Linked DNA regions of Homo sapiens: region 1 is linked to region 2. The links are chromatin loops, found by intact Hi-C in ENCODE. Cell type or tissue: heart left ventricle. All regions are shown on one strand. Links, peaks and the distances in the headings refer to the core of each region. The heading gives the core; the rest is flanking DNA.

Region 1 (16,153 bases), core at 6,797-9,296, 89 kb after region 2:
CAGGTGTCCCTGCATGTGAATGCCCAATCTTCTAACAGCCTAACTCAGAGAAAGAAGGCACTGTGTCAAATGTATTGAGTAGTTGATGGGGCATCGCCCGGATAAGCTCCTCACCCCTGGACCGAGGTGTTCATTCCCACAGCTGACATAAGTGTTGCCTGTGACAACTCACAACTGAGTCCCTCTCGGGAAACTGCCTTCAGCCAAAGACAGTTGCCTCACCCAAGGTTATGCCTGGATTCCAGGGGCAGCCCACAAGCAATGACTGGTCACTGCAGGGATACAAAACCCCATAAGATCCCCTGGATCCGCTGAGGCCAGTGTTGCAACTGCATCACAGCCCAACTTCTCCATCTGTCTGGTTCTGTCTCCCTCACCCCACGCTGGTGTTGTTCCCAGAGCACACACCAATGAACTTCCTATGCGCAAATCTCTGTCTCACCATCTGTTACCAGGGAAACCCAACCAAAGGCAGTGCAGCCAGGGTAGGAAGTGGTAAGACCTCCCTGTGAATCAGAGTGAATAAAATGGTTTCACCAAACACGGAGCACCTAGTAAACACCAGGTCAAGTCCCACCCTCGAAGATCCCCAGTGGAAGTAAATGCATCCATGTCATCTGCCTCCAAAGGGAGGCCGCCTGAATGCTCACCCTACTTTCTGCTATACGAAGAGCCAGGGCTACTTTGGGCCCTCAAGCACTCTTTTCTTCATCCTCAAGCCTGTATATCTATGATGGTTGCTGTGAGAGAAGAGGGGAGCAGCCTGCTTAGGAGAGCTGACATATCCTCTGAATACGTACATGCCATTTGGGTCATTTCACACACTTTATCTTAGTTATTGTTTCTGCCGTCCTCTGAGGTAAGAATTTATGACCACCGTTTTGCAAAGGAGGAAAGTGAGCCTTTGAATGCCTTTTCCAAGATCAAGGAGCCTGTTACCCTCAGAGCCAAGATTCCATCCCAGGTGGCCACGCCCCATGGCCCAGGTTCTTATTCCCTACACCCCACTGCCTTTCTTCAGACTTCAGCGGATGCCTTAATGCAACCTAAGCAAGTAGATGCCAGGGTTCTAGCCATATCTTTCTGTAGCTAGAAAAGTCAGAATATGCCTTTGACTTGCTTACTTCTCCTTTTTAAGGAAAACCATGTGTTTACTCTCTTATGCCAAAGTTGCAACAGAGCTGAAGTTTCGCCAGTGTTAACTTTAAAAGTTGGGCAGAAGGGTTAAAACGTTCTGCCCTGATGCCTGTTTATGTTTCCAGAGCAAAAGAAGAAGATTTTAATAAGAAATGCTCTCATCTGTTGGGCTGTACCTGCAGGAAGGTAGGGGATCTGGATGGAGGCCCCTCCCAGTTCTCAGATCTGCTCCAGAGACCAGCACTCCGTTCACTTCTCCCGGAGCTGAGCAGCTCCCTCTTCTGTTCTGCTTCTGCTGAAACTGGAGCGGAACTGGTGGGGACCCTGACAGCTAGCGTTTTAGACACTGATGCCTCTGCCCCTTGAAGAGGAAGCCGGGGCACATGGAAAACCATTGCCCTGGCCAGGGTTCACTCTCCTCCCCTGTGGGGGTCCTGCAATTGCCCTTCCCGAACTCTCTGCCAAGCACTTGGTGAGCACTCAGCCAGCCTCTGCAAAGACAGGCATTGTGTCCTATTGTAGCACACGTGTGCACACACTTACACGTGTGCACACACACTCACACGTGTGCACACACACACTCACTCATATACTACACAGTGGGACCAAAACCATGCTTCCATTCCCCTGGGAGGATGTCAGGAAGGGTCCACCCCTCCATTCCAACCTCCCCTGAGTCCCCTGGGATAGGAGAAGGAGCTCCACTCACCGTTCTGCCTTCTCGGGAAGACTCTCTTCTGCAAACTCATTGCACAGGGTTTGAGGGAGGGAGAGAGAGCTGTGAAAAGTTCCTCCAAACCAGGATCAGGGGTCCATGGGAGGATCGATGGCAGCTTCTCGGCTGGGAGTATTTGAATATGAGTTAAAACTACAAAGTAACTCCTCGTTAGAACTGTTTTTTCCTCGGCAGGGAGGGAGAAAAAAAAAATCCCTTTCCCTCTGCCAGAAAATCTTTAACGTTTCACAACGGTCGCTTCCAACTCCTGCCCTCCTTGAGAAGCAAATGTGTATAAAGGCAATGTTATTTCACTGAATCAAGCCCTCAGAGCATAAGCCTTTTCCTGTACCACAAACAGAAATGTAAAACCTCAAACTTTCCTTTGGACTTGGAGTCTGTTGTGAGAGGGCAGAACACAACCCTTTCTGAGGTCTAATGTATGGAAAATGTGCCGCACTGTTTAGATCATCGCAAGCACTTGAATCTCTGCCCCCCTCTTCTACTTTTTTTTTTTAATGAGTTCTGGTGTGTTTATGTAATTGCATGGGACAAACACTACACCTAAAATCCTTGCCCAAAGTTGAAGTGATTCATTTTCTCCTTCACACACACCACACACAAACACAGCGCCTGTTTAATCCAAGTGAAAACGCCTTTCATAAAATCTGCAAAGAGCTTGGGCAGAGAGACCCATGGTGAATGCAGCCTGTGTCCTGAGAAGGGCAACTGGGCTCGGGGGAAGGTGGAGGCTGACTTTAATCAAGACAAACAGAAGGCGCTCTGACTCCTGCCATGCCGGGACAAAAAAGGGATAAATGAAAAAGGGGCTTGGGCTCCGGGTAATGGTGCTATAAAACATTTTCAGCCTACTCTACCCAATTTCCTCCGCTTGCCTTCTCATACCAGGACATTTTATTTTTGGACTTGGACAAGATGTACTATTATTTAAAATGACCAATTTGACTGCTGGGTTAAATAAATCCTTGGATCACCATTGGAAAGACCAAAAGAATATACAGTGAGTGGGCAAACAAAACTGAAAACTGAGAAAGTAATATCCACCCCTCTGGTGGAAGAGTGTGATGATTTTCTGGACATAGCAATGTGAGACTGAATGGGAGGGAAAACCTGCTCTGTTTGATAGAGAGAAAAACTTACCAGGAAAGCAAGTGAGACAGATCCTGGTCTAGTCCCTGAGTTATCTGTCACCAGCCAAGGGCCCCAGGTCTTTCTGGGATGGGCCCCCTGCCGTGGTGCCTCTGGCCTCAATATCACTGCTACCACTCAGGGCTCCAAAGAGTCGTGGCCACTGGCATCACCATCACTCTGCTCAATCCACTGCCAAGACACTGTGACTCTCGTACTCCCTCTGCACCCCTCACCCCCATGCAAATATACTTTAGATAATCATTTCTCAAGGCAGTGCTACAGGTTGCCAGAGAAACTCTGCTATCAGCACCTGGAGTCAGAACAGCTCCCTGAGAGCCATCATCACCCCTGGGTGAGGGTGGGGACCCTACACTGGCACTTCCTGACCCTTCCTTACTCTGATTATTGAATGAACTGCCTAGGCTCTGAAACTGCAGGATGCTGCAGCTGTGCCAGGAGCACTGTGAGGGCCAGAAACTGGCCTTGCATTTTAGTCGTACCCAATGGCAGCAACAATAAGCAATAGGCTAGATAAATTCTGGGAGTACTCTGCAGATATTAAGATGATGTGAGGCCAGACACCGTGGCTCACACCTGTAATCTCAGCACTTTGGGAGGCCAAGGTGGGTGGATCACCTGGGGTCAGGAGTTCAAGACCAGCCTGGCCAACATGGCGAAACCCCATTTCTACTAAAAATACAAAAATTAGCCAGGTGTGGTGGCATGTGCCTGTAATCCCAGCTACTCGGGAGGCTGAGGCAGGAGAATTGCTTGAATCCAGGAGGTGGACATTGCAGTGAGCCAAGATCGTGCCACTGCACTCCAGCCTGGGTGACAAAGTGAGACTTTGTCTCAAAAAAAAAAAAAAAAGAAAGACAGAAAAGAAAAGAAATTAAGATGATGTGATAAAATAAGATGTATTGCCATAGAAAGATGTCTGCATTATATTATTAAGTGAATAAAACCGCTTACAAAAAAACATGGTGTAAATACGATCCACATACATGAAACAAGATCAGATCTGGAGAATAAAATTGAGTTTTTTATTTTTATTTTCACCATGAGCTTTTCAATATCCCTTTGGGCTTTTCACTTTCAATTCATGCCATCTATATGATTATTAAAAAAAAATAAGTCAAAGCATTGGCTTTAGAATTTCTAAATAGACTTTGTTAAATCAGTAGCAAAGACCATAATACTGAAAACCATGGTTCATAATGATATGAATCAAGCCTTTGACAAAAGTGTGATGGACAGAAAAATGGCTTCTCCAGAGATGTCCACATCCTGAACCTGGGAACCTGTGAATATGTGATGTTACATGACAAGGGAGGATAAGATTGCAGATGGAATTAAGGTTGCTAATCAGCTGACTTCGAAATAAAGGAATCATCCTGCATGATCCAGGCTGGCCTAGTGTAATCACAAGTATCCTTAAAAGTGGAAGGAACAGCTCGGCTCAGTGGCTCCTGCCTGTAATCCCAGCACTTTGAGAGGCCAAGGTGGGTAGATCACCTGAGGTCAGAAGTTCAAGACCAGCCTGACCAACATGGTGAAACCCCATCTCTACTAAAAATACAAAAATTAGCCAGGCATGGTGGCATGCACCTGCAATCCCAGCTACTCGGGAGGCTGAGGCAGGAGAATCTCTTGAACCCGGGAGGCGGACGTTGCAGTGAGCTGTGATCATGCCATTGCACTCCAGCCCAGGCAACAAGAGTGAAACTCCATCTCAAAAAAAAAAAAAAAAAAAAAAGTGGAAGGATCAGAGAACCAGATGCCTCAGCAGCTAATATAGTGAGGACGGTCCTGGACAAAGGAGAGACTGACAGGTGACATCTGTAGTGAATTCCAACAGAGAGGCAACTGCGAGTTGTGTGCACCTTCCAAACACAACAGCCCAGCAGGGAAAAGCCTGAATTGAGTGAGTAGTTACCCAGAGGAGACTGTGTTTTATATTAAGAGTGGAGGGAGGTAGAAGAGGAGGTCAGAGTCAGAGTGAGACTTGAAGATGCTCTGCTGCTGACTTTAAAGATGCAGGAAGGGACCATGAGCCAAGGGAATGCAGGTGGCCTCCAGAGGCTGAAAAAGCAAGGAAATGGATTATCCCTTCTAGCCTCCAGAAAGAAGTGCAATCCTGCTGTCACCTTGATTTTAGCCCAGGAAGACCCATGTTGGGCTTCTGACCTCCGGAAATGTAAGCTAATAACTTTGCCTTGTTTAAGCCACTAAACTTGTGTGGCTTATCCAGATAAATATATTTGATTTGTTTTTATTTTGTTTGTTTCTTTGATGCAAAAAGCTTGGCTTTGACTACAAAGAGAAAAGCCTGGAGGATGCAAAGCGCAAAATTTATGTCATTAACCACGAACTTGGGTAGAACATGAGATGCTATCTGAGCAGCTTTCTTCTTATCCAAAAGCAGATAAAAGTCTGCCCAGCTGAAGGGAGGGTGACGTTCAAAGGCCACAGGTTGGAGCCTGAGAGGGTCTCTGCCCACTCTGCTCCTTTCCGAAGTCGGCACCGAGAGATAGGGGCCATCCACACTGGAGAAAACTGCTCAGAGACCTGTATCCCACTCCCTGCCTGAGATTCTGGGAGAAAAGAGCCTCTTTGAGTGTGAGTCTACACAGAGTAGAAATATCCACCTGGGATATTTAGACAAAGATTCTGGGACACTCTCCCGAGTCTTCCTTTGGGGGTGGGAGTATAGCTGAAAGTTTCCTGTGCCTTGAAGAGGTACCCAGGATTGTCCTGATGTGCCAGCTGCCCCAGGGAGCTCTTGACAGTCAGACACAGAGGAAGCAGGATGACCTTCACGGATCAGAGAACCAGATGTCTCGGCAGCCCATGTGGTGAGGATGGGACCTCCCTGGACAAAGGAGAGGCTGACAGGTGACATCCGCAATGAATTCCAGCAGAGAGGCAACTGCGAGTTGTGTGCACCTTCCAAACACCACCATACTACACAGCAGCCCAGCAGGGAAAATCCTGAATTGAGTGAGTAGTTACCCAGAGGAGACTGTGTTTTAAGTTTAGAGTGACTAAATTTACTTTGAATTGACAAAATTAACTTTCCATCATCCACAACAATGGAGATTTAAGAGTCGACATTCAATCACATGGAAATAAATAAGGTTGCATGTTTGTACATAATTTTTTTTGTTAATAGCTTATTGGCTGTATGCCAATGTTTGAACAAAGATTATCTCAGGCTAGTGGGATTATTTATTTTTTCTGTATTTGCTAATTTATTTTTTGCCAAAAGAAACATGTTTGTTCCTTGACAAAAAGGGAGGAAATAGGGCCAGGTATGGTGGCTCATACCTGTAGTCCCAGCACTTTGGGAGGCGAAGGTGGGAGAATTGCTTGAACCCTGGGGTTTGAGACCAGCCTGGGCAATATAGCAAAACCCTGTCTCTTAAAAAAAAGTGTATATATATATTTATATATAAATATATATTATATATTACATATATTTTAAAACAGGGGGGAGGGGATATACATTTGTATAAAAATATGGGAAGCCCTAGTCTTTGGGAGGCCAGAACTATGCATTTATGAAGAGATTGTATTCTCAATGAGGAGGAGATCTTTGTTTTGTTCACCGATTTATCCCAAGTGCCTAGAACGATGTCTGGCACAGAGTAGATGCTCAACAAATATTTGTTGAATGACTTCCTCAAACAATTCACATGCCTCTACGACAACCTAGATGTCTAGTTTCCAGCGTTGATGACAAGCTTTTATCTTATTCTGTATGTTCCTAGGGACTTTGGTGGGAAGATCAGGAGGCTACATTGGGAATCACTAGCCAGACACCATGTCTTTTGAGGTTAACATTTCTGAGTTTGCAGCAGTGTTGAAATTAAGCTAGAGCTGTGGGCCTGTTGTTTTTGGCCTCTTGGCTTAGGAATCTCATGCATGTGCATCTCAGATGAAAGGTCCTTGACACTGACTTCTGAGTTTCTACCACCAGCCCCAGGAAGAGACCCCAAAGCACCAAGCTTCTTTGCACACCTCCTTCCTCTCTAGACTATGTCCCTCAACCTGGAAGAATGGGTGGGGGTCAGAATGGCACCATCCCAATTATAACCACAAATTAGAAAAGCTGGAAAGCTGGAATGAGCTTTAGGGGGTTGGGGAGAAACCACATTTGGGGAGGTCTTCTCTCTATTTCTTTCATTCTTTCTATATGACCTCTTCCCATACACAAACCCAAATCCTTGCCATCCCTCCCCTGCATAAAAGGAGCCGAGGGAACAGGTTTTTGTTACACCCAACTGTCTATAACGAAGAATGAAAGGTCCTGCCTCTTACCAGTTAAACCACCTTGGGAGAGACATAACTTCAGCCACCCATCATGAGGTCAGGAGATCGAGACCATCCTGGCTAACAAGGTGAAACCCTGTCTCTACTAAAAATACAAAAAATTAGCCGGGCGCGGTGGCGGGCGCCTGTAGTCCCAGCTACTCGGGAGGCTGAGGCAGGAGAATGGCGTGAACCCGGGAAGCGGAGCTTGCAGTGAGCCGAGATTGCGCCACTGCAGTCCGCAGTCCGGCCTGGGCGACAGAGCGAGACTCCGTCTCAAAAAAAAAATAAAAAAAAAAAAAAAATTCAGCCACCCATACACATTCCAATTTCTGTTCCCTCTTGGCCGCTGGCTGTGCCCCCATTAGCAGCACCCCTTACTGGCCCCTAGCACTGACAGTTTGTTGGTGTCCCCCACACACTCAACAGTCCCTTGGATTGTTCTCCCTTCAGATGATTGGGTCCCCTTCCTCAGCTAGTCCTTGTGCCCCCCAGCCCCTCAGGGCTATGGACACAGATGCTTCCAGTTGCTACCGGGCCTTCCCCAGCCCTGAGCTGATTGTGACTGGGCTGCCAGGATGTTGGGGGGCTCAGAGAGCTTGGCACGCGAGGCCCGCAGTGACCTGCACTGCTGTGGGCATAGGATCTACTGTGCCTGGAATGAGCCCTGAGTCCTCCCAGGTCTCATGTATTGACTTGGTCTGCCTAGCCTGCCTCCCGCTGCTGTTGCCTGGCCTGTGCCTTCCCTGTTGGGCCTGGAGCCCGCCCTAAACCCTGCCCCTTGGCCGTATGTTCCCTCTTGTTTAGCGGCCTCTAGCGTAGAGACTGGACTGTATAGTCGGCCCCTACTTCATTCTCCCAAAGCCACAAGTTACTGCCCCTACCAGATTCAGCACAGGCCACTTCTGCGGGGCAGACAGCCCAAATCCAGTCCAACTGCACCACTCCCTGTTATATAATGGATCTGTAGTGTTCCCGAGGGGCCAGACCTACAGCAGCCCCGGGACCAGTTCCCACAGCCGACTTCCTCCCGTTTCCCATTGCCTGGACCTCTGAGTTCTCAGCTGACGCTGTCAAATCACATTTAACACTTCAGGAGCTGAGCCATTGCCTGCCAGCATCATCCCAAGATCACAAACCTCTAAAACTTGGCTTCTTCATTCTCCACCGGGGCCTTGTGTAGCAAATGGCCTGCAACATCTTCCAGGCCCTGTCATCAGAAGAGCCAGCATTGTCTCTCAAACCCTTGGCCACTTCCCACACATTCCCATGGAGAGCTGCCACACTGAATGGAGTGACATGTGACAACTTACATGACAGTGACCGCATGGGAGATGGGGCTGGCTCAGAAAATGCCAGTAAACTATTTTTCAGTCTAATGTGTAATCATTAACCCCAATGCCTTCAACTCTGCGGATGGTAAGTGCACCTAATAATCAATGTTCTTATTCAACCAGCTCATTAGTTTTAAAATGTTCACTGCCTTCATCATTTGTTTTTGCATTCAGAACATTATAGAGGCAGGCCATTATATCAATTTATGGATTTTTAAATGCTTTATTATTTTTCAACATTCATGTGAAGGACAAATTGAGCCTCATTCAACATTCAAAGAAGGGCAAAAGCACAGACTGAGTGATGGTGGTAGTAGTGATGATGGCAATGATGGTGGTGGTTATGATGATGGCAGTCATGGTAGTGTTGAAAATAGTGATGATGGTGATCATGGTAGTGGTGATAATAGTGATGATGGTGGTGGTGGTGGTGGTGGTGATGATGGGGACGATAGTGATGATGGTGTGGTGGTGGTTGATGGTGTTTATGATGGTGATGATGGTGGTGGTAGCTGGTGGTGTTTATGATGGTGATGATGGTGATGGTAGTGATGGCAGCTACCATTTCCTGAGTGTTTACTCTGTGCCAGGTACTGTGCTAATCACTTCACCTGTATTACCTCTCTGAATTAAGGCATATTGTGGTCAGCAGCACATTGTAGAATGCCATCAAAGTTTGGTTATCTCCTCCAAACTAGACAAGAGCAGGAAAGAAACTGACAAATATCAATTGACACTTATGGCCACTATCTGGCTGGCTGACTGACTGTGGAGGTTCATCTGGATTGTCTGTTGTAGTAAAGGGAAAAAGTAAAGTGACTCCAATACCAGCCCATTACAGGGACCCAAGAAGCAATAGGGGACCCAGAGAGTAACACATGGCACCCAGGAATGAGTTAGGAACCAGAACTAACATGAAAGTCCTGGGTTAATCCCTGGGGCATCATATCTTTGCTCCCCCTTGAGGTGGAGATAAGCAAGTAATAAGTACATCATTTGGAAGATGGTAAGTAAGTTCTGCTCTTCCTACCTTAAGTCAGTTTTGTCTTGCAGAAATTATTGAGTTGTTCTAGCTAGGAAAACCTGGAGGGGGCAGAGGCTTGGCTGGAATGCGGAGTATTCCAGCTCATGCTGCCACAGATTGCTAAGCCAGGGGGGACAAAGGATTGTTGTCTGAATTCCACCTCTCCAAGGGAAACTGAATGTGTTTGGATGGATGTCAACCAGAAAGAGGCCAATGGTCCACCCAAGGCCAGATCTACTCACTGAGGCAGTTTAAAGTACAGAGAGTTAGCACAAAAGGCCAGAGCTCTGTTCTCAAGGAAGGCCCCAGAGTCAAGTTGCAAAGATCAGATCTCAGCCCTATGTCCAAAAGTGGTGACTGCAGAACTAAGAACACAGAGTGGGGGTAGACTGGATGACTTAAAGGCCAGGAGTGAGCTCGAGGGAAAGAAGAACTCCAACAATGAAAACACAGACAAGACCTCACAGAGGGGATGACATTAGGCTTAGCCTCAAAGGTATTTCCAGTCCCCCCAGGATGCCTTCTCAACTCCTTCCAGGTCATCTCACACTTTTCTCTTCCTTTACATCGACCACAGAGCCAAAATAAATCAGTAGTGAGGCTGTCAAGTTCTGGAGGCTCCCCCAGATCAGCCCCACTCTAAGCTTGGAGCTCACTTGGGTTACTGACTCTATGCCTACCCCATCTGCAGTAGACACAACCCCACTGTAGGCTTGGAGCTTATCTGGGCTGCTGGCTCCATGCCTGCAACATCTGCAGTGGACACAGCCCCACTGTTGGCTTAGAACTCACTTGGGTTGCTGTCTCCATGCCTGCACCATCTGCTATGGACACAGTGGACACAGGCCCACTGTAGGCTTGGAGCTCACTTGGGTTGCTGTCTCCATGTCTGCACCATACACAGTGGACCCAGCCCCACTGCAGGCTAGGAATTCCTACTCAGGTTGCTCTCTCTGTGCCTCCACCATTTCTGCTCCAACAGCTCCACTGTTTCTCTAGAGGCATTTTTTCATCTTTCCTCCTCCCTCTGCTGCTCCTTCTTCCTCTGCCCCTGAAACCTTAGCCTGTTCCTGTCCTTGCCCTTTACAAGAATCTCATTTGCAGCTGACACCCATCCTGCACTGTTAAGGAATCAATGGAAAGGCCCACCTAGAGCCCTGTGACTGAGCTCTCCTCCTTGGAGCCTCCTGTTGTCACCTTACTGTTTTCACCAGTGCTACTGCTTTCCATCAGCCATCCTCCTCCCACCCTGGTCCCTGAAAGGCCTGAGCCCAGATGCTTTGCTTCCAGGGTATTGGCCATTCACTCACACAAGTGAAACTTCCCACTCACCTAATAGCCAGAGAAGTTGTTATAGCCCCAAATCACATTGTTAGATGGTCATAGAACATGTTGCCTGTATCTTTCCTCTTTCCCTGAGATCATACTGGTTACAACTGTCACAAAATCAAAGCTCAGGAGGCCAAGGTGGCCAGATTATTTGAGTCCAGGAGTTCAAGACCAGCCTGGGCAACATAGTGAGACCCCCATCTCTGAAAAAAAAATTAATTGGTCATGTTGGCATGCACCAGTAATCCCAGCTACTCTGGAGGCTGAAGTGGGAGGATTACTTGAGCCCAGGAGGTCGAGGCTGTGGTGAGCTGTGATTGTGCCACTGCAATCCAGCCTGGGTGACAGAGCGAGCCCCATCTCCAAAAATAATAAGAAGAAAGAAAGAAAAATCAAAGCTCAGATGCCATCTATGTTGTCCTCATTTCTCTGATGCATTAGATTTCAATTCTGTAACTAAAAAGAACAAACTTCATTTCTTCCCAAGATGCATTCAGTAGTCAGCAAAGAGCAACTGAATGGCTGCTGGGCTTCTGTCCTCAAAACCTCTCTATTGGAGACTGACAGAGGGGACAGAGGCAAGTACATTACAGTGGGGTGATTTGGGGGATAAAGCTTAGCCCTGGGAGATGTGGGAGCACAGAAGAAGGCACAGACCCTGCTGAGTTAGGTCAGATAAATGCTGGATAGACGAATGAATTGACTCTGAACCTCGGGTGAGATGGCCAGCTGGAAAAGGGTGATGGGCATGTTTGAGTCACAGGCACCAGTATGCACCATGGTACAAGGACAGGAAATAGGAGGATGAGTTCAAGGAACCACAGTCTAATATATCAAGAATATTTCTGAGCGCCTTGTGTTTTCTCTGCTAGCACCATTACTATATTCCACATTACCCAACCCAGATAGCTACAATCTATCCCTGACTCCTTTTTTTTTTCCTTATCTCAACTTTCAGCTCAATTCCTGACAGTTATATTTTCTTTGTTTCTTTTTTTATTATTATTTGAGACAGAGTCTTGTGCTGTTGCTCAGGCTGGAGTGCAGGGGCTCGAGCTCGACTCACTGCAACCTTTGCCTCCTGGGTTCAAGCGATTCTGGTGCCTCAGCCTCAGTAGTAGCTGGGATTACAGGTGCACACCACCATGATTGGTTAATTTTTCTTGTATTTTTAGTAGAGATGTGGTTTTGCCATGTTGGCCAGGCTGGTCTTGAACTCCTGGCCTCAAGCAATCTGCCCACCTCAACTTCCCAAAGTGCTGGGATTAGACGTGAGCCACTGTTCCTGGCCCCTCACAGTTATATATTCTAAACATCTCTCAGACCCACTGACTTCTCTGCCACTTCCTGGCTTAGGCTTTCATACTATTCAGCCAGAATAACCCAAGAGTCTCCTAATTTCTCTACCTTTATCCATTCTTACTCTCTCAAATTCATCCTCTCTCATAACCATAGAAATCTGACCTTTTGGCCAGGCACAGTGGCTCACACCTGCATCCCAACACTTTAAGAGAGGAGACTGGGGTAGGAAGATTGCTTGAGACCAGGAATTCAAGACCAGCCTGGGCAACATAGGGAGACCCTCTCTCAAGAAAGAAGAAGAAGGAAGAGGAAGAGGAGGAGGGGAAGAAGTCTGACCTTTATATTTGCCATTGAACACTCGACTGAGAGACTATATAAACTATCTGAAAAAAATCCCAAACCTTCTGAATAAGGCATGTAAGCCTTTATATAACTAAGCCCTGTCTACTTGCTTCAAATGCCAGGCTCCAGCAAAGCCGAAATTGTGCTAATTGTCTGCTTTCACTGCTGTCTGTCACCTCCATGCTTTTGTGCATCTGTCCCCTCTCTTCCTTTACCTTTCTCACCCTTTGATTGCCAGCTCAGGGATCACCCTTCTAAAATTCTCCTTTGAATGCTCCCCACCACTGATATAATTCATGCCCCTTTCCCACGCTACTAAGATTCTCTGCATATTTCTAATGCTGGGCTTTCTCTGTAATTATTTGTTGACATGTCCATCTTCTCCACTGGGTTGTGAACACATTGAGGCCAAATACTAGCTCTTATTCATCTTTGTGTTCCCTGATCTAACTCAGTGTCTGGCATACAGTGTCAGGCATTGAGTGAAGACTCAAAATTGCCTAAACTAATTAAATAATGGCATTGGTGACTGATACTTCTAGTTACTAAAATAATGAATGCAGGGAAAAAAACTGGAATGATGAGAAAGATGATGAGCTCAGTTTGGACATATGGTTTGGAGCATCTGTGGGCTACAGAGAGTAGAGATGTCTGATGGGCATATGGATGCAGGAACTGGAGGTCAGGAGAGAGATCTGGGATGGGGATAGAAATATGAACATCACTGGTGTATAGAAAGTAGTTGAAGTCAAAGGTTCTGATTTAAAACAATATAGAAAGCACAGTAAGAAAAATGGACTAAGTTCTGATTCAAGCAGCAGAGACAGAAGAAAACAAAAATAACAACAATACCAAAAAAAATGGGCTATGCATGAAGCCTTATAAAATTTCAACATTGAAGAAACAAGCAATGGAAAAGACATCCAACAGAGATGCAACACCAAGACAGGGAAGAGACTGAAGAGAGATAAAATTAAGAAAGTTCCAACACGGAAGCCAAGGGGAAGGGAGGATATATTTTGCATGTTGTTCAGTCTTTGCTGGCTTTGGGACAAAATAAATAAACCCTAAGAACCTTGGGCAAATTCATTTGGCCTTCCCTCTCTCTTGCAGAAAAGACTAGCGTTCAGCGTTCCCTTGAATTAAATAGCTGTAATTTCTAGGGTGCTAAGGAAGAATGTTTTGGGGAAGAGTAGATGGACATAACTGAGAATCTGTTCAGCATTTCCATTGACTTCCCAAACCTCGTGCTAATTTGTACAGCCCATAGTCCATTTCCCATAATTTGAAATCGCTGTGTATTTGAATAGAAATATAATCCACATGTTCATGATTCATTTGCACTTTATGTAACCAAATGTTGGTCTGTAGCTGTTTGATGTCCAAGAGACCATCTGAAAAGTCTTTGCAGCCAGAAGTCATGAGTTGCCAAGAAAATTAAGAGAAAAACCTCAGCCAGCCCTATCTATAATCCAAGGCAGTCGGCAGGAAATGAATAGGTACAGTGTGAAAGACAGAGCATTCAAGCTGCCAATTGTTAGATCAGATCCATGTTCTATGTCTCAAGTTCCAGCCACTTGATGCTAAAGAAGCCATATCAACACACAGGCAATGCCTGGAGATGCACTGTCATTTATTAAACAGATTGGTTACTGTTGGACATTTAGGTCATTTCCAATTTTGTTATTACAAATTAAGCTAAAACAAAAATCTTGGTTGATAAATTTTTGCTCACATCTCTTTATTTATTTACTTTTTCAGACAGGGTCTCACTCTGTCACTCAGGTGGGAGTGCAGTTGTGCTGTCTCCATTCACTGCAACCTCTGCCTCCTGGGCTCAAGCAATCCTCCTGCTTCAGTCTCATGAGTAGCTGGGACTACAGGTGTGTTCCACCACACCCGGCTAATTGACATCTCTTATTATGCACTTCAGAAAAATTGCACTAAATTGTTTTCCTACAGGCAGTGAATGAACTTGTCTTTCTCAGGATACCTTTCCAAGCATGGAGCATCATCAATGAAATAATCCAATGGAATAACATAAAGTTATTACAAATCATGTTTCCAAAGACTATTTTACATAGTATGGGAAACTATTAATAACATAAATATAATTGCATTATTAAATATAGATAACAAAACAGGATATTTCCCTGACCTCTTAGTGGGACTCACAGTAGGAGGGACTTGTTTACTCAGCCCACCACTCTCAACTCCTCGTGGGAGGGAGCACGTGAGCAAACAAGGTGGGAACTAGGGTATATGAGTGCTGGAACCAGCTGGCCACTCCTGCATCGGCACTCGCTGGGACCCACTGTGTTCTACCCATCATGAGAGGGAGCACGCAGGTGGGCAGGTGTGGGAGCAGGGCAAGTGCTTTTCTATGCAGGCAGGAACAAACTTTGTGCAGGCCCTGAAGCAGCATCTGGGGTGGGTGATGCCTGCAACCCCTGAAGCCCCAGAGCTCTTTTAGCTCTGCCATCCATAGATGGCTTAAGTATTAACAGCTCAGTGGGCCCTTTGTATTTGCACTCATGGCTCTTGAGCTCTTATCTATTGTTCAGGAAAAATGAGGTTGCATGAATGAATTGAAGGATGGTAAATACAGGGGATTTTATTGTCCCCAGTGAAAGTGGCTCTCAGTGGGAAGGGGAGCTGAAAAGGGGATGGGACAAGTAAGTAATCTCCCCCTGGAGTCCAGCCATCTCTAGCTGGATTCTTCTCTGAAGTTATGCCATCAAGCTCTCTGAAGTCTAGTCACTTCTGTCTGATGTCCAGCCATAGTCCCCAACGTCCAGTGGCTTCTACCCTCTGCCAGCTGAGTCTGGGGTCTTTATAGGCACAGGATGGGATGGGGTGGGGCGATGGGTAATTTAGGAAAAGGCAACATTTGAGCAGGAAAACAGGGATAGAAGTTCTCACTTTGGGCCTCAGTCTCAGGCTTTTTGACTTGAGAGTGGGGCTTCGCCAGGGATCTGCCCCTGTCTGCCTAGAATTTCTCTGCCTCCTGTCACTATCAATAATATATAAGTATAAACTCAATTTTATTTAAATTATGACTTAGCTGTGATGTTTATTGTTATCAGTCAGACCTTCCAAAGTGACTCAGGGATCCAGGCTGTCTCCACCTTGTGTCTCCATCATCTTAACACAGTGTTTTCAGAGCTCCACATTGGAGGATGAGAAAGCACAAAGAATTATACAAGAGTTTTTCAACGCCTCAGGCCAGGAGTGGATATATGACATTTTTACTCATGATCTATTGCCTAGAACTTATTTTCTGACCACACCCAACTACAAAGCAGCTAGGAAGAGCATATGGATATTTAGTGAGTATTCATTATCTCAGCCACATTCTGGTCACCAAATGTCCCTCTTCTCCCTCCTTTCTCCACAAAACAAACAAACACTCACTGTTACTCCATGAGAGACAACACAAAGTCCCATCCCGTCCAGGCACCCAGCTCAAAAGATTAGAATCTCCAGAAGATGCACGGTGGTCTCTGC
Region 2 (16,153 bases), core at 1,671-4,170:
GTTTGCTACTTTCAGCATTTAATATTTGGAAAGAGTCTGGGGCTGAAGGCTGTGCTTCCTGCATGTCCACGAAAGCAGACACATCAGCTGTGAATGTGGAGGTAGCTGCTTGCTCCCTGCTCTCTGATATCGGAGATGCCGCAAGGCAGAACCAGGATCCCGGGCTGCTGACTCCCAGGCCCATGCTGTCCCCATGCCACCTGGGCAGAGGAAGCAGCAGGGCATGGGCTCTGAGCTGCCTGTGTTCATATCCATCCTGTTGCTATGAATTAGATGACCTTCGGAAGGCCACTTAACTTCTCTCAGCCTGGCCTCTGTATCTGTCAAAGGTGGATATTAACAGTACTTAGCTCTTTGGGTTGTACTCCCTTGGCTGTATAGCTGTTTGTAAAACACATCGCCTCATGCCTGGAAGGCAGCGAACATGGAATGCATGTTTTCTTTATTACTAGCATTCCCTGGATAACGAGCTGCTCTTCTCTGGATCACCCTCTCTCTTGTTGGCTTGCAGTTGCCCACACCTGATGGGCCGCTCTCTCCAAAGTCACCCAGGAAATACCCAGGTCCTGTAAGCCACTCCCTGGCCTTCCCGTCCACTGTGGATCCCACTTTCTCTTCTTCTCTCCCAGAAACAACCTTCCTCTGATAACTCCCTCTCCTCCTCCTTTGGAGGGCTGTTATGAAGACAATGTGAAATCACGCATGGACATCCGTGGTGGTTAATTTTCTGTGTCCACTTGACTGGGCCACATGGGTGCCCATATATTTAGTCAACCATTATTCTGTGTGTGTCTATGAGGGTGCTTTGGAATGAGATGAGCATTGAAATCTGTAGCCAAAGCACATCACCTGCCCTGATGCAGGTGAGCCTCATCCAATCTGCTGAAGTCCTGAATAGAGAAAAGACAGACCTCCCCTGAGTTAGAAAGCATCCTTCGTGCGTGACTGCCTTTGAACTAGGACATCAGCCTTTTTCCTGTCTTTATATTCCAACTGAAAAATCAGCCCTTCCTGGGCTTGAGCCTGCTGGCCTTTGGATGGGAACCACACCATTGGCTCTCCTGGTTCTCAGGCCTTTAGACTCTAATTAGGTCTAAACCATAGGCTTCCCTGGGTCTCCAGCTTGTCAATTCATGCTAAAGATCTTGGAACCTGCCTACCTTCATAATCCCATAAACCAACCAATTCATTATGATCAGTCTCTCGCTCTCTCTGTGTGTGTGTGTGTGTGTGTGTGTGTCTGTGTATGTGTGTCTGCGTATGTGTATGTGTGTCTATCTATACATCTCTTATTGGTTCTGTCTCCAACTAACATAGTGTCTAATTGCCTCCTAAACTTTGAGGAGTTGAGTAGAGGGAATAACTGAGTCTCCCACTCCTGTCCCCAAAACACTGCCAATCTCCTGAAGCACTCCTTCCTGGTGGAATGTAACCCCTCAATTCTCTTCAGCACAGCCTCCCAGGCAGCTACTACTGGCTGATCTTTAGCCCATCCCTGCTGGCCAGGTAGGCCTCCTGTTCCCAAGGACCTGGATCCTAGTGCATGAGGCAGCAAAGACAGGAAGCAGCTTCCCCCAGGAAGTACCCGCTAGCCCAATCCTCAGGGACCCAGCGCTGGCTGCAGATATTGGAGGGCTCCAGTGTACTCCTGTATGACCCCAGATGTGCAGAAAACCAGGGACTGGGAAAGTTCTCAGCTCAGGGTGGCACCAGGGAAGCCACCTTCTTCTAACACTAGGACACCACACTCCCAGTTTGGGAATGAAAAACACATTGACTCAAGGAAAGGAAGGGAAGAGAGAGATGAAATTCACTGAGCATCTATTATGTACTATGCAGGGAAACATTGCTTGACCGTGGAGACCCTCCTTGGGAGAGTCAGTTGGTGAGATGAAATGCTAACATAAATGACACTCACAAGACAGGCTGGGTGAGCACTGTGAGAGGAGTGCAGTTGCTTCCTGATGGGCATTTGGGAAAATGTGAAGTCCACGCCTTTGGAGAGATCAGGAGCTTTCCCAGGCAAAAGAGAACCTTAGGAAGGTTTTTGAAGGCTGGGGCAGTTTCTAGAGATAGAGATCAGAGAAGGAGGGGTGAGATGCTACAGACAGAGGGCGCTGTGTGACCAAAAGTGGCAGCGTGCAGCACAGCGTGCTTTGGCTGGGGCTGAAAGGCAAGCTGGTGGGACGTGTGTAGGGTACACTGTGCTTTATATCTGCTTAGCTCTCTGCCTGCAAGCTGACACCTGTAGTGGGAAGGTCATGGACTGAGGAGCACACAGGGCAGTTTAAATTCTGGTCCTATAGGTTTTAAGATGCATAAACCCAGCTACTCACTTTGCCAAGCCTCAGTGTCCTACTATAAAATGGGACTAACAACATATTCCTTTCTAAGCTTGTTTTAAGAATTAGAGGCAATGTTGGTAAAGCAGGTCACTAGATTATAGGAGTGAAAAGCCTTTTCGCACAGGCTTCAGAGTCATAAAGATCAGACTTGAAGTCCCAGCTGTTTCTCCTCAACAGTGTGAATGTGCATAAATCCTTTAACTTGCCCAAGCTGTAGCTCCCTCTTCTACCTCTTAGGAGTATGTGCAGATGAAATAAAGCGATCCACGCAAAGCCATAGTTCAGGGTCCCCCCGCGTGCCGTGTTCTCTACATGTTAGCTCTTAATAGCACACACGTGGCAGCAGTTGCAAGTGCCTGGCACAAGGGGGCGCTCAATGGATGACCATTTCTAATGCGGTTCTCAGCCCAGAGATGGTTGTACCTTCTTGCAGCTACTAAGCGAGACCCTCTCCTCTGTAGTTCTGCGGACAAAAAAACTACTGGGAAGGCCTCTTCAGCCACTGTTAATGTTGGGCCCCTCCCTTCTCCCCGGGAGAAACTCTTCTCTGAGTTTCCCTCCTTCCATTCTTACCGCAGCCTTTCCTGCTGGACAGTCCAATTGTTGAGAGAGGGACTTCCTGTTACTGCAGAGAGAGTAAGGCTGCCTGTCCGTGGGCGCTGCAGATTTCTTGGTCATTGGAAAATCAATTTCTCTTGTGCAATAGGGATTAACACCTAAACCAGAAGAGGAAAAACAGCAAGAAATCATTTGTGCTCTCAAAATGCAAAGTTCAACTAAGAACAATATCAGCCCCTCATTAGCCAGGGGCCAGTGTGACTGTAAACCACTTAACACCCTGTGCCAGGTGCGTGGTGGGGAGAGGTGGCCGCGGAAGACATGAGCAGCATTGTCATGATCTCCACGCATGCTGTCTGTACTGCAGGGTGCAGATGGGACTCTCACTTCCATTTTACCTCCATTCAATGCAACAAGAGTTGACAGGCATTTCCTGCAAGTCAATCAGTGTGCTGAGCTCTCAGAAACCACAATGCTGCATCAGATCCAGGCCCCGGTGTTTTCAATCCCAACCAAGGAGAGAAAGGAGGAAAACACAAAGGTTTCCGAGGACAAGCACAAACAGGCGAGACCCAGTAGGAACAGGGGCAGGGGAGATCCTATCTGACTGGCTCTTACACAGGCACTCACACACAGGGATACACACACACGGAGACAACTCTTGATTCTTTGGATATCTGCAAAAATGCAAAGCGACAGGCTTCCTCTACTTTGTGGAAACCACAGACTTCCTTTCATCCAACCGGGAACTCTACCCTACCTCCCTACCCTACCACATCCAGCTGGGAAAACCTTCACAGATGATCTGATTTAACCTGTCATTGTCTACAACAGTGCTTCCCAAATGAAATATAATGCCAGCCACCTATGTAATTAAAAAATTTTCTAGTAGCCACATTTAAAAAGTGAAAAGAAACAGGAGAGATTAATTTTAATAATATATTTTATTTGGTCTGTTATATCTATTGTTCTTTCAACATATAAATAATATGTAAAATTATTAGTGAGATATTTTACATCCTTTTCTTCTTGCACTTAGTCTTTGAATCCAGTGGGTCTTTGATACTTTCTGCACATTCTGTTTGAATAAGTCACATTTCAAGTGCTCAAGACTACATGTGGCTAATGTGTTGGGCAGTTCCGTTCTAGAGGCCAGGAGAGGGGCAGGGTTTGCCTAGTATCCTGAGGGCCAAGTGAGGCTCGAGTGAATGGACAGGCTTTTGTGAAAAATTCCCCTAGAGGAAAAGGTAAGATTGGTGGTAGTTCAAAGGAAACACAGGATGGAGCAGGGTTGGGTTTGCTTTTATTTTCAGGATGGGAAAGACTTAAGCTTATTTATAGGCTGAAGAGAGGAAGCCACTGGCCAGGGTAGCTTGAGAAGAAAAGAGGAGTGGTATCTCTGAGGGTGTGAGATCCCTAAAAGGGGATGAGGAAAGGAACAAAGACAAGGTGAAGAAGGGAGAGGTTTTGGTCCATCGGGGCCCAGAGAGTGGCTGGGGAAACCTGCCCCTGCAAGAACAGCTGCTCCCAGCAGCTGCTTCAGCGCAAGTAGGTGGCCCTCTCTGAGTTACAGGGACCAACTGCTCCCAGATGGACCAGGAGGGAGAGGAAGCCAGAAGATTCAGAAAACCACACGCTGCAAAGAGAGGACACAGAATCAAGAAAGGGGGGTGAGAGGAGAGGCTAGACATCCTCTAGTGCTAACTCTGCCTGTGCATTATATTTATCCGGAGTGTTTAATAGAAAGGTAGATTTCAGTGCTCCACCCAACCTATTGATCCATATCTGCACGTTTCGGGTCTGGGGAAACCTGTATGTTTGTCAGCCTGTGCAGATGATGCAGGTGGCTCGTCATTTGTCCTTTGGGAACCCTGCTGGAGTTACTCCTTCCTCTATCAGTGAGGAAATGGAAGCCCAGAGGGTTCCGGATCAGTGAAGAAACAGTCTGAGGCATGACCTCAGCCTCCAGAATCCCAGTCTCCCTGCATTCTCTCCATCCACAGCAGTGCAAGGGTGACCTGTGACTTGAAGGTGGCCAGTGGTGCATGCTTTGGGTTCAGAGGGAATGAGGATGAACAAACAGGCTGCCAACTTGGAATGGTTCACAGAGCAGATCAACCTGACCTCAGAGCCACAGGAGAGCCCAGTGCAACTGCTCAGGCCACACCCAGCTCCACTTGTGTGGGGGTTCCAGTTCCCACTAGACATTCAGATCTGTGGGGACGCAGACCAGAGTCAGGACAGAGTGGGTTCTCCAAAACTCTCCCTGGTCTGGGGTCGATTTCTGTGCCCACTTCGGCCCACTGTTTCAGAACATTGCTTGTTGACGCACTCCAGCCAACTAGGAAATGTACCAAAATTATCATCTCCATTGGGGGAAGTTTAAACCAGTTAAGTGTAGAGTATTAAGTGAGTTAACTGAAAGCTGGTTATTACAACCCAATGCAAAAAAAAAAAAAACAAAAAAAAATAGTTTTTGAAAGGGGAGCTATATATTGTCATGATTATATACAAAAAAGCTATATTAGAGCTACATATTGTCATGAGTTTATAAAGTTATGTTGAATTACAAAATGGAAAAATCCATGGAAAAGGGATGAATAACACCAAGCTAACTTCTTCATCTTTCATGAGGGGGACAATTTGGAAAATGTTATGTCAGATATTAATTAATTGATTAAACTTAATTGGGTAATTAATTAAAACTTAAGGAAATCAGAAGTAGAGACAATAATTAAATAAACCTTTCACAATCATTATAGCAAGAGGCCAAGAACAAACAAATGGCAAGGAATCATCAAAATAAAAAGCATAAAAAGAGCTAAGTAAAAATAAATATGATCTATAACACTGATTTCAACTATCTGAGCTTCTTTTCTTTTTTTAAAATGGAGTTTCACTCTTGTTGCCCAGGCTAGAGTGCAGTGGCACAATCTCGGCTCACCACAACCTCTGCCTCCCAGGTTTAAGTGATTCTCCTGCCTCAGCCTCCTGAGTAGCTGGGATTACAGGCGTGTGCCACCACTCCCGGCTAATTTTGTATTTTTAGTAGAGACAGGGTTTCTCTATGTTGGTCAGGCTGGTCTCGAACTCCTGACCTCAGGTGATCCACCCACCTCGGCCTCCCAAAGTGCTGGGATTACAGGCGTGAGCCACTGCGCCCGGCCTTAAGCTTCTCTTCTTAAAAAAATTGCCAAATTTGCTTTCAGGGACCTAACTGCATATCGTTTGCATGAGATTAACAAAACAAACAAAAAACGCAAAATAAAAGGAACTGATTGTAAATAAGTGATGCTAGAATAATTCTCTATTCATTTAGAAAAAAAAAATCTACCTAGATTCTTACATCATATCAAACACCAAAAATAAACTACAGATAATACAGTAAATTTGAGGGAAAAAAGATAAATCATTTACAAATTAGAAGTATATATAGTCACAGACTTAATAGTTATCTGAATGTGGAAGTAACTTTCACATTAAAAAAGAAAAGATCAGTAAACTTGATTACATAAAGATTAAAACACCTTAATGTTAAAAAATTAAAATAAAAGCAACGAACTGGAGAAAGTATTTTCAACAAGTATGACGTCAAATATTAATTTAACCAAGAGGCTTTTTATAAATTAATGATAAAAAGATGATTATTTCAGTAAAGAATAGGCAAACTCACCAAAAACAAAATAAATAAATGAAGGAATGTTTAACTTCACCTGTATGAATGTTTAACTTCACCTCTTTTCGGGGGGGCAGGACAGGCTCTCACTCTGTTGCCCAGACCAGAGTGCAGTGGCACAATCATGGCTTACTGCAGCCTCAACCTCCCAGGCTCAAGGGATCCTCCTACCAGCTGGGACCTCAGGTACGAGCCATCATGCCTAGTGGGTTTTCTTTTTTTAAAAAAATTTTTTGTAGAGACATGGTTTCACTATATTGTCCAGGCTGATCTCAAACTCCTGGGTTCAAGCGATCCTCCTGCCTCAGCCTCCCAAAGGGCTAGAATGACAGGCAGAAGCTGTGGCAGCCAGCCTAGGTACTTTTTTTTTCCATCTATTTTTATCAGTGTATCAATCAGGGTTTGGGAAGAAACAAAAGGCACACTCAGTTGGGATTCTGAGAATTGGGTAAAGGAGCCATACACAGAGGGGTGGGCCGGGTTAGAAAAATAACGAGGCCTATTGAGGTACCAGACACTGTTACCACCCCAGGCTTGAAGGAGTAAGGTGGGGAAATGGTGTTACCAGAGCCCAGTGGGCACTGGAACCGACAGGCCACCCTAACACAATTTACTGTCATAGAGGGGCACAGCCACCACCAGCACTGCAGCACCAAGGTGGGGGAGCAGAGGAAGAAACACCCTGGTGGCTCTCTTCCCCCTGCCAGTCCTCCATTGATGCCTGTCATTGACTGAACTCAATCAGAAGCCAGAGAGCCAGGGAGCCCTGGGGATGCCAGGGAGCCAGGGAGCTCTGCGGGGTTCAGCTCCCAGGGGGCAAGAGGGCCTGGCTTCAGGGGCACGTGGCCTGCACAGTCACCTGGGGCCCTGTGATTGAAGAATCCCAACCTGGTTCAAAGATTTTCTTCTACCTTTTTGAAATTATTCATATATTTTTTGAACAGCAATCGTGCCTTTTCATTTTACAGTGAGTCCTACCAATTGTATAGCTGGTCTTGGCTGCAAAACAAAACAGTAAAAAAGCAAAGAATGGGTGAGGGAGAAAGGGAAAGGAGAAAAACCTGTAAATCTGTAAATTGCTGTAAAGCAAATATTTATCAAAAATCATAATCCCATGTGAGCTATGATTGAAGAAATAGGTATTCATATATATTATTGAAAGAATATTAGCTACTGAAATTTGGCAATACAGATAAAAAGCCTTAAACTACATCTACCGTTTAACCCCAAATTCCATTTCTAGAAAATTATGCTAGAATAAGTAAAAATTGATGATAAAAAAGCAAGTAACTTTTTAAAAATATTTTTATTTCCAATAATAGGAAATCACTAAGGATGGTGCATCATACAGCAGAATCATGTGAGACTCAGAGGGGACTTGCCCAAGATCACATAGGTCACTAGTTCTGGAAGCGGGACCCAGATCCAAGTGCCTTAGCTCCCAAATGTGAGCTCTTAACCAGGCCACTGCCTTCTGTATTTTCTTTGAAAGATCATCACAAACTCAGACAAAATCTCATGTACCTATTCAGCAACTTGATTAGACTAGTGAAAACCTGAGAATGACTTAAATACCTAATAACAGGGATTTGGTTAAGTAGATTTTATAAATATCTAATAATAGGGAGTTGGTTAACTAGATTTCATAAATTCATATAATAAAATACCATGGATCCACTAAAAAATGGTGTTTTCAAGAGTTTCTGATGACCTGAAATAGTTATATATAAATAAATGCGTGTGTGAAGTTTTTTATAGCATATGTAGGCATAGAAGGGAAATAACTGAATATGTTAACATAGATGATCTCTAATATTATGATTTGGTGTGATTTTAATTTCTTCAGGTTTTTCTGTATTATTGCATTCTTCACATTTTCTTGACTTTGTACTAGCCATCTTCTATTTTCAGCTAATAAAAATCATGAGCTCTTCCAACCTCAACTTCCATCATATTGCAGCTAAGAGACAGAAGCCTTCCCAAGACCAAGGAGCATGTTAGGAGACACAGCAGGAGTAAAGCCCGGTCTCTTCTTCCCCACACCCAGGTCTTTCCAGCATGGCACTTGGAGCCATGAGGAGAGCTGGCTAGACAACACAGAACTCTGGCTAGCCAGAGCATGCACACACTATGAAGCTGAGCAGACTCCAATGCTAGTTTACTCCAACTGGACCAGAAGAGAGCCGCTATCCTCCCAATAGTCCTGCTATCCAGGAACAGCTGAGCTCTGTTCCTGAAGACATGTTGGGAAGACACTTACTGGTTGAGTTGCTGCGTGCCCTTTGGTGGCAGGCTTTAGGAAACAGGAAGTTACTACTTTGTGCTTCTAGTTTTCCAGGCTTTTCTCGAGAGGAAGCTGTGGAAGATTCCTGCAAAACAATTGCCGTCTTTTTATTCAGCAAGTTAGAATAGAAAACTTGTGCTTAGCAAAATTGGATTTTGACACTGACCATAGAAGTACTCAGATTATCTGTCTCCCCTACTGAAATGATAAGTACTATAAGAGCAGGGATTTAGAATCACCATCATCCTTTCACTCATAGACATACATTCATTTGTTTAATTACAAATATTGAATGAATAGATTACATTAATAGTAAACTAATGCGACACAAATTGAATGAATCCTTCAGCTATTAGATGTCAAGTTCTTTGTTAGACATTGTGCACATAGCTGTGACCAAGACAGACAAGGATGTTGATCTTGGAGAAAATGCATTTTAGTGAAAGATGACTGACAATAAACAAGCAAAATAAAGGTGAAAGATAATTACAGAGAATGATAAGTGCTCTGAAGAAAAGAACTAGAGAGCAATGTGGATAGGGAGCCTGGAAGGTATGTTTTAGAGAGAAAGATCGAGCAAGTTACATTGTTCTGGCATACCTGGCACATAACAGGCACTTGCAACTATTTGCGGAATGAATGTTATATAAATGGATTTCTTAATATTGAACTATCCATGCATTATTAAGGGTATTATGATTTTACTATATTGCTTATTACTATATGCAAATATTTAATTTAGGGCTTTTAAAAATCAATATTGTTAAACTTGCTTATGGTTCTCTTATCCTTTTTCTACCTTGCTGTATCAATCAAATATATATATGTTAATTTATTATATATCTCTCCTCATCCTGGAATTTTAGGGATGGGTGTAGGGATATGGGCTGATAATGAGGATGACGGTATTAATTATTTTATCTTTCTGAAAGTTTTCTGATTGTTATTCTATTTTATAACTTTGTTATCCACAATGATCTTGACTTAATTCTTGAGTTATATTGGTTTTATTACTCACTACCATAATCCTTGTGTGTGTGTGCACATGTTGTGTGTGCGTATATGCACAAATATATATATATAGAGAGAGAGAGAGAGAGCGAGTGACAGAGAGAGAGAGAGAGAGCGCGTGCGCGAGTGACAGAGAGAGAGCAGGTCAGGACAGGGTGGTGCTCTGTTGTCTGGCTGGAGTACAGTGGTGTGATCTCGGCTCACTGCAGCCTTGACCTCCTGGGCTCCAGAGATCCTCCCACTCAGCCTCCTGAGTAGCTGGTACTACAGATGCATGCCAGCATGCCCAGCTAGTTTATGTATTTTTTGTAGAGACGGAGTTTCATCATGTTGCCCAGGCTGATCTCAAACTCCTGGGCTCAAGTGATCCTCCCACCTCAGCCTCCCAAAGTGTAAGGATTACAGGCGTGAGTCATCGTGACTAGACAATCAAATTTTCTTTGCTCTCTTTTTATACTAATAATTTAGAAAATATTTTATAGTATTGAGTATGTAAGCAGTATATTAAACAACATACTTGGACTCATTTCCATACCAGGGTCAGTAATGAAACAGAAAACATGACTCTCCCTCATCTAAGATGAGATTTTGAGACAACTTTTACTTTCTTCCCTCTCCTCATCCTGAGATTTTAGGGATGGGTATAGGGATAGAGACTGATAATGAGGATGATGGTATTAATTACTTTATTTCTCTTCCTGAAGCTGTTTTCTGGTTATTCTATTTTGTAACTTTGTTAGCCACAATGATCTTCACTTAACTCTTGAGTTATATTGGTTTTATTACTCTACCATAATTCTTGTATGTGTGTGCACATGCTCTGTGTGTGTGTACATCTGTGTGTGTGTCTGTGTGTGTGTTTTCTTTCAGGAAAGCTCTCTGAATATCTGCATGTCTAGGGATGTCTTTCTGTGGCTGTCACATGTGAATGATTGGCTGAGTATAGAATCTTTGGATATTGGTTACTCAACTTGGAAACTAGATGGCTTAAATGCTTTCTGGGACTTAGTGTTTCAGGGTATAGTTTGTTGGAGACACTGACACTCTATTATAACTCTATCCTAACTGACTTAACTGCATTTCTTAGAAGCCAGGCTTAGCAATGCCTGGTTAATTTCATGTGCCAAGGGTTTGCAGAACCCAGCACCTGGTGCATTTTCCAGAGCAGAGGGAGGATCTATGCTTGCCTCTCGCTGTGTGCCAAATAACCCACCCTCAGCTCCAGCCCCTGCCACTGTGAGCTAGTAGGTATTGAGGGGCTCTGCTGGAATCCCTCATTCCCTTGGCTTTTCCCTCTTATGTGGTCAATGGCAGGCTAATGAGCCCTTCCCTCAATCCAATCTCACCTGCACTTTGTCGTGCAGAAAGTTCTCATGAGTTCCAGAATGTGTTGGCCCCTTTCCATGGTTTCCTGTTTCTGACATGCATTTCTCCCTATTTGTATATTCCTTTTGAATTTTGATAGAAATTTCTAACAGGTGGAGGAGTTAATCAAGTGTACTCTGTCGCCAACTGGAGCCAGAAGTCCACTCAGTCTTTTTGAAAAAGATTGTTTCCAGTTCTGACACAAGGGGATCCTGCAAGAAACCACATGTCAATTCCCTTTTATTTCTTAAACAAGTCAATGTTTAAAACTAGAGAACTCATCCTGAAGGACTCCTTTTCAGCAGCAGATGGTGCTATATTAACTTGGACAAAATTACCTTCTATAACCAGGCTAACCAGGGAATTCTTTTAAAGGGGAGAAAGCAGTGACTATAGAGAAGGTAGTTGAGTTCAGTTGAATTCTTGAGACTCTGTATTGCCAGAACTTAGCATAATGAGTCGTTCTCTGAATTCAATGCTTCATAAAACACAATATGCAAAAGATATTTCTTAGTTACAGTAGATTGAGAAGGTAATGTCCTGATTCTAATTTCAAGACCTCCCTCTGGCACTGAGAAGTGAAAACTTCTTTATGTAATCCAGTAAGACTATGAAAGTAAAAAATAAAATGTGATTTTATTAATTTTTTCGGGTCCATTGAGCATAAGGAAGCCTAGTAAAACAGCCAGTTGGTCTACTTATCCATGAGGAGCAAGCCCTATGTGCAAAGGATCTTTGAAATTTGTATTTTATCTCAAATATCTAGCTGCATGAGCGTAAATAAGTAAATGATGTGTACACAATACATCGAATACTAAGCACCTTTAAAAATGTAGAGTCTGGGTGCGGTGGCTCACACCTGTAATCCCTGCACTTTGGGAGGCCAAATTGGGGGGTTCACTGGAGTTCAGGAGTTCAAGGAGTTCAAGACCACCCTGGCCAACATGGCAAAACCCTGTCTCTACTAAAAATACAAAAAAACTAGCCGGCATGTTGGCATGCACCTGTGGTCCCAGCTACTTGGGAGGCTGAGGCAGGAGAATCACATAAACCTGGGAGGCAGAGGTTGCAGTGAACCAAGATCCTGCCACTGTACTTCAGCCTGGGTGACAGAGCGAGACTCTGTCTCAAAAAAAAAAAAAAAAAAAGTTTGTAAAGAGTTGTGACATAGGTATACCTGTGTTATCATAGTAAGTTAAAAAAAGATATTATCTAATGATGATGACTGACTACAATCATGTAAAATATACATAGAAAAAGGGCAAAAAGGCTGGAAATAAGTATACCAAAACAGTAACACTCATTCATTCAACAAATGTTTATTAAGCACTTACTCTGTACCAGGCACTGTTCCAAGTACTGAGGATGTGACAGCAGACATGAAACACAAGGTCTTGCTCTCATGAATTAGCAAGAGTGGGTTTGGGTGATGGGATTATGAATACTATTTTTTCACATGTTTCTGTATTTTCTATATTTTCCATAGAGAGAATATACTACTTTTAGAATCAAACCAAAAATAAATGATTACTTTTACATTTATTTCAATTGTCACATTGGTAGACTTAAAGCCTGCTTATTTTTAAACATCTTTCTTTTAATCCTCTTTGTAAGTCCTGAGTCCAAGGCACAGTTGGAAATTGCCTGGCCTGTAAAGCCAATTGATGGCAGGAGAATCATAGGAAGTGGAGCCTCTCCCTGCCCCGCCCACCCAGATTAGCTGTAAATACTTAATGCCGTGTTAGAGGGAAAGCTTTCTCTGGGGGTTTCAATGTTGGCTGTAGAAGGCCTTATCCAAAAGACACTGAACCGACTGGGTCCCCACTTGGCCCCTCAGTTCTCCACATTTCAGTGGCTCAGTCTCTTCTTTCCATGGCACCTGGGAACAGCAATCTCAGTTTCCACATGCAGGGAGGTGTAGCCTCTTGTGCATGCGCAAGGCTATGCAGATGAGTCCTTCTCCTTCCTTCACAAGTCTGTATCCTCCAACCAAAGCCATCTCAGACACAGATGACAGAAGGTTGTTCCCTTCCCACTGCCATGCAGCCAGTCTCTGAAGTAGCTGGAGGCTCCAGTAAGGTGTATCTCACTAGGCTATAATCAAGTTCTTTGACAGTTTTGTGAAATTGATGTGCTTCACTTCAACATGGCCGTGGTGTGAAGTGGCTCATTAGATGGCTACTATAGGAGAGAATAGAAATGTTCTATCTCGACCCAAGTTGAGGTCTAAGTAGCAATTTCCTATGAAACACATATAAAGCCATATGACTCCTAAAGGTTCCTGAAACAGAGGCAGTGCACACATTTTTGGACCTTCTGTTTTCTCGACACCAACAAGGGTCTAGTACTCATCTATACTCTGGGACTATTTCAAGTTATTGTTCAAGCTAAACAGTTTCTTCATCAGAAATGAGTCGTAGGGAAAGGGTCATGAGACCAGCAGCACTAACTCTCTCATGACTCTGAGCTTGTCAATTATCTGGGCTCAGTTTCCTCTTTAGTAAAGCTAAGGGGTGAACTAAACAATCTCTAAAATCACTTTCAGCTCTTTACTTTTAATAGTAACTGATGGTTATGTTTAAAGGGCACCTCTCTCAAATGATCACATGTCAGAACATCTTACATAAGAACAAAGCATCTGGTCTCTCTCTGGCAAGTATGTCCTGGGTGGAGAGGTTTCTCATCAAAGGATTCTCTGTAGGAGCCCCACGAACGTCTGCACAGTGTGACTCCCTCCCAGCACACAGAACAGAACTCTTCTGTTTCTGCTCTCAAGGTGGGGCTGCTGTCAGAGCTGAGGATTTGTCATCGAGGTCAGGGGCTGTCAAAATCATTTCTAAACACATTTTCCCTATTCTCATCAGAGACTGTGGCCCTGGGCAGAGGTTCTGTGGGTGATACACCCCGTAATTACCTGGGTAGCAGTCTCTCCATCTGCCAGTCCCCATGGCAACTGAGCGAGAAATGGGGTCAACTGTCCAGAGAACTCTTTAAATATTTTTTCCAAAGTTAGGATTGGTCATGTGACTGCTAGGGCTAAACAGTCAACTCCAAGAAATGGGGAAAAAAACAAAAACAAACAAGATTCTCATGCAACCAAGGAATGGACCCAGAATGAAGATGGAGAATTCTGGGGCATTGTGTCCTGCAAACAAGGTGATTCCAAAGCCTAAACTTCTCCCCAAAGATCATGACAATTCCATTGCTCTGTTAGGAGTGTTTATTTTTTATGTAGCCAGCCCTGGCTGACATCACTGGCATTACTGACAGAAGCCTGATGCTTCTGGAGTTGGCTGACTGCATTCCCCTTCCATCCAAACCTTACCATTTTCTCTTTGAACTCAGATGCCATAGCTGCTCCAGTCTAAGAGAACCACAAAATAGAATTCAACTGTCCTCCTGATTGAGGCTTATTTCCTGTGGTTGAATTGATCATACGGCTACAGGCTTTGATCCTCCAGTCATGAGGATAAACAAGTAGGCCCCAGCAGATTGGTTCTGGGATGGCCACATGTCATGTGGGATGATGAGGCCACAGATCTCCTGATATGGAGGGGAAGGTTGGGAACCAGAAATCTAAAACTTCTCAAGTTCTTACTCTCCGACCCCTGCATGACTGCAGTTCCCATGTCCTTATAATCTTACCTTCTCAACCTTCCCCAGCACACCCATTCCCACTGCCAATGGCATAGCTCAGGATATTTGTTTTAGATTGGACTATTATTAATACAATGCCCTAGGGGGTATAGAAAAACTATTTTAAAAATATATTTTACAAATAGTGCTGGGACAACCAGATATTCACATGCAAAAGAGTGAAGCTGGACTCCTCTATCACACCATACACAAAAAGGACCTCAAAATAGATCATAGATCTATATGTGAGAGCTAATACTATAAAAGTCTTAAAGAAAATATAGGAGTAAATCTTGGGTTGGGTTAGGGAGAGGCTTCTTCAATACGATACAAAAAGCACAAATGACAAAAGATAAATGAGCTTCATCAAAATTTAAAACTTTTGTGCCTCAAAGGACACCATCAAGAAAGTGAAAAAACAACCTACAGAAATGGAGAAAATATTTGCAAATCATATATCTGATAAGGGACTTGTGTATCTAGAGTATACAAAGGATGCTTACCACTCAAAAATAAAAAGACAAATAACCTAATTTTTATAAATAGGCAAAAAATGTGAATAGACATTTTTTCAAATGATATACAAGAGACTAGAAGCACATAAAAAGATATTCAACATCATTAGCCATCAAGGAAATGCAAATCAAAACCACAATGAGATACCACTCGCATGCACTAGGATGGCTATAATCACAACCACTTTATACCTGCTAGTGTAAGGAGGATATGAGAAATTGGAATGCTCTTACATTGATGATGGAAATGTAAAATGGAGCAGGGGGTTTGGAAAACAGTGTCAGTTTTTCAAAAAGTTAAGTATAGAGTTACCATATGATGCAGCAGTTCCATTCCTAGGTATATACCCAAGGGAAATGAAAACATAAAACCACACAAAAACTTGTACAAAAAAGTTCAAAGCAGCATTATTCATGATATCCAGAACATAGAAACAACCTGTGTCCATTACCTGATAAATGGATGAATAAAATGGAATATATCCATATAATAGAAGATTGCCAATTAAAATGAATGAACTGATACATGCTACAACATGGATGAGTCTTGAAAACATTAAATGAAACGAAAGAAGCCAGTCACGAGAGACCACATATTGTATAATTCTATTTATATTATGTCCAGAATAAGCAAATCTATAGATAGAAAGTGGATTAGTGGGTAATTAGGGATCGGGCAGGAATGAGGGGTATAAGGAGTAACAGCTAATGGGCAGGAGGTTTCTTTTTCGGGGGACAAAAATGTTCTAAAACTAGACAGTGG

What was found. Peaks named below come from ENCODE experiments on the same cell type or tissue, not always from the same donor. Only the 100,000 strongest peaks of a DNase experiment are listed, where the experiment ranks them.
Region 1: it touches region 2 in a loop (2.9-fold over the local background); 12 of 110 quality-filtered maps call a loop at or near these places.

Annotation. Positions count from the first base shown.
Region 1 is chr15:81,168,590-81,184,742 of GRCh38, reverse strand. It overlaps a transcript of IL16 not described here. Among named protein-coding and RNA genes, the nearest start is that of IL16, 20 kb to the left of the region's middle. In heart left ventricle, for the core only: a CTCF peak has its summit at 8,147; a DNase peak (open chromatin) is centred at 8,132; H3K27ac peaks cover 1,907 bases.
Region 2 is chr15:81,252,567-81,268,719 of GRCh38, reverse strand. It overlaps IL16 (interleukin 16), which reads right to left. Exons shown (of 19, transcript NM_172217.5): 3 at 8,840-8,948; 4 at 2,919-3,061. Among named protein-coding and RNA genes, the nearest start is that of STARD5, 63 kb to the left of the region's middle. RefSeq lists an enhancer at 3,352-3,421. In heart left ventricle, for the core only: CTCF peaks have their summits at 2,094 and 2,704 (motif pointing right); DNase peaks (open chromatin) are centred at 2,139 and 2,699.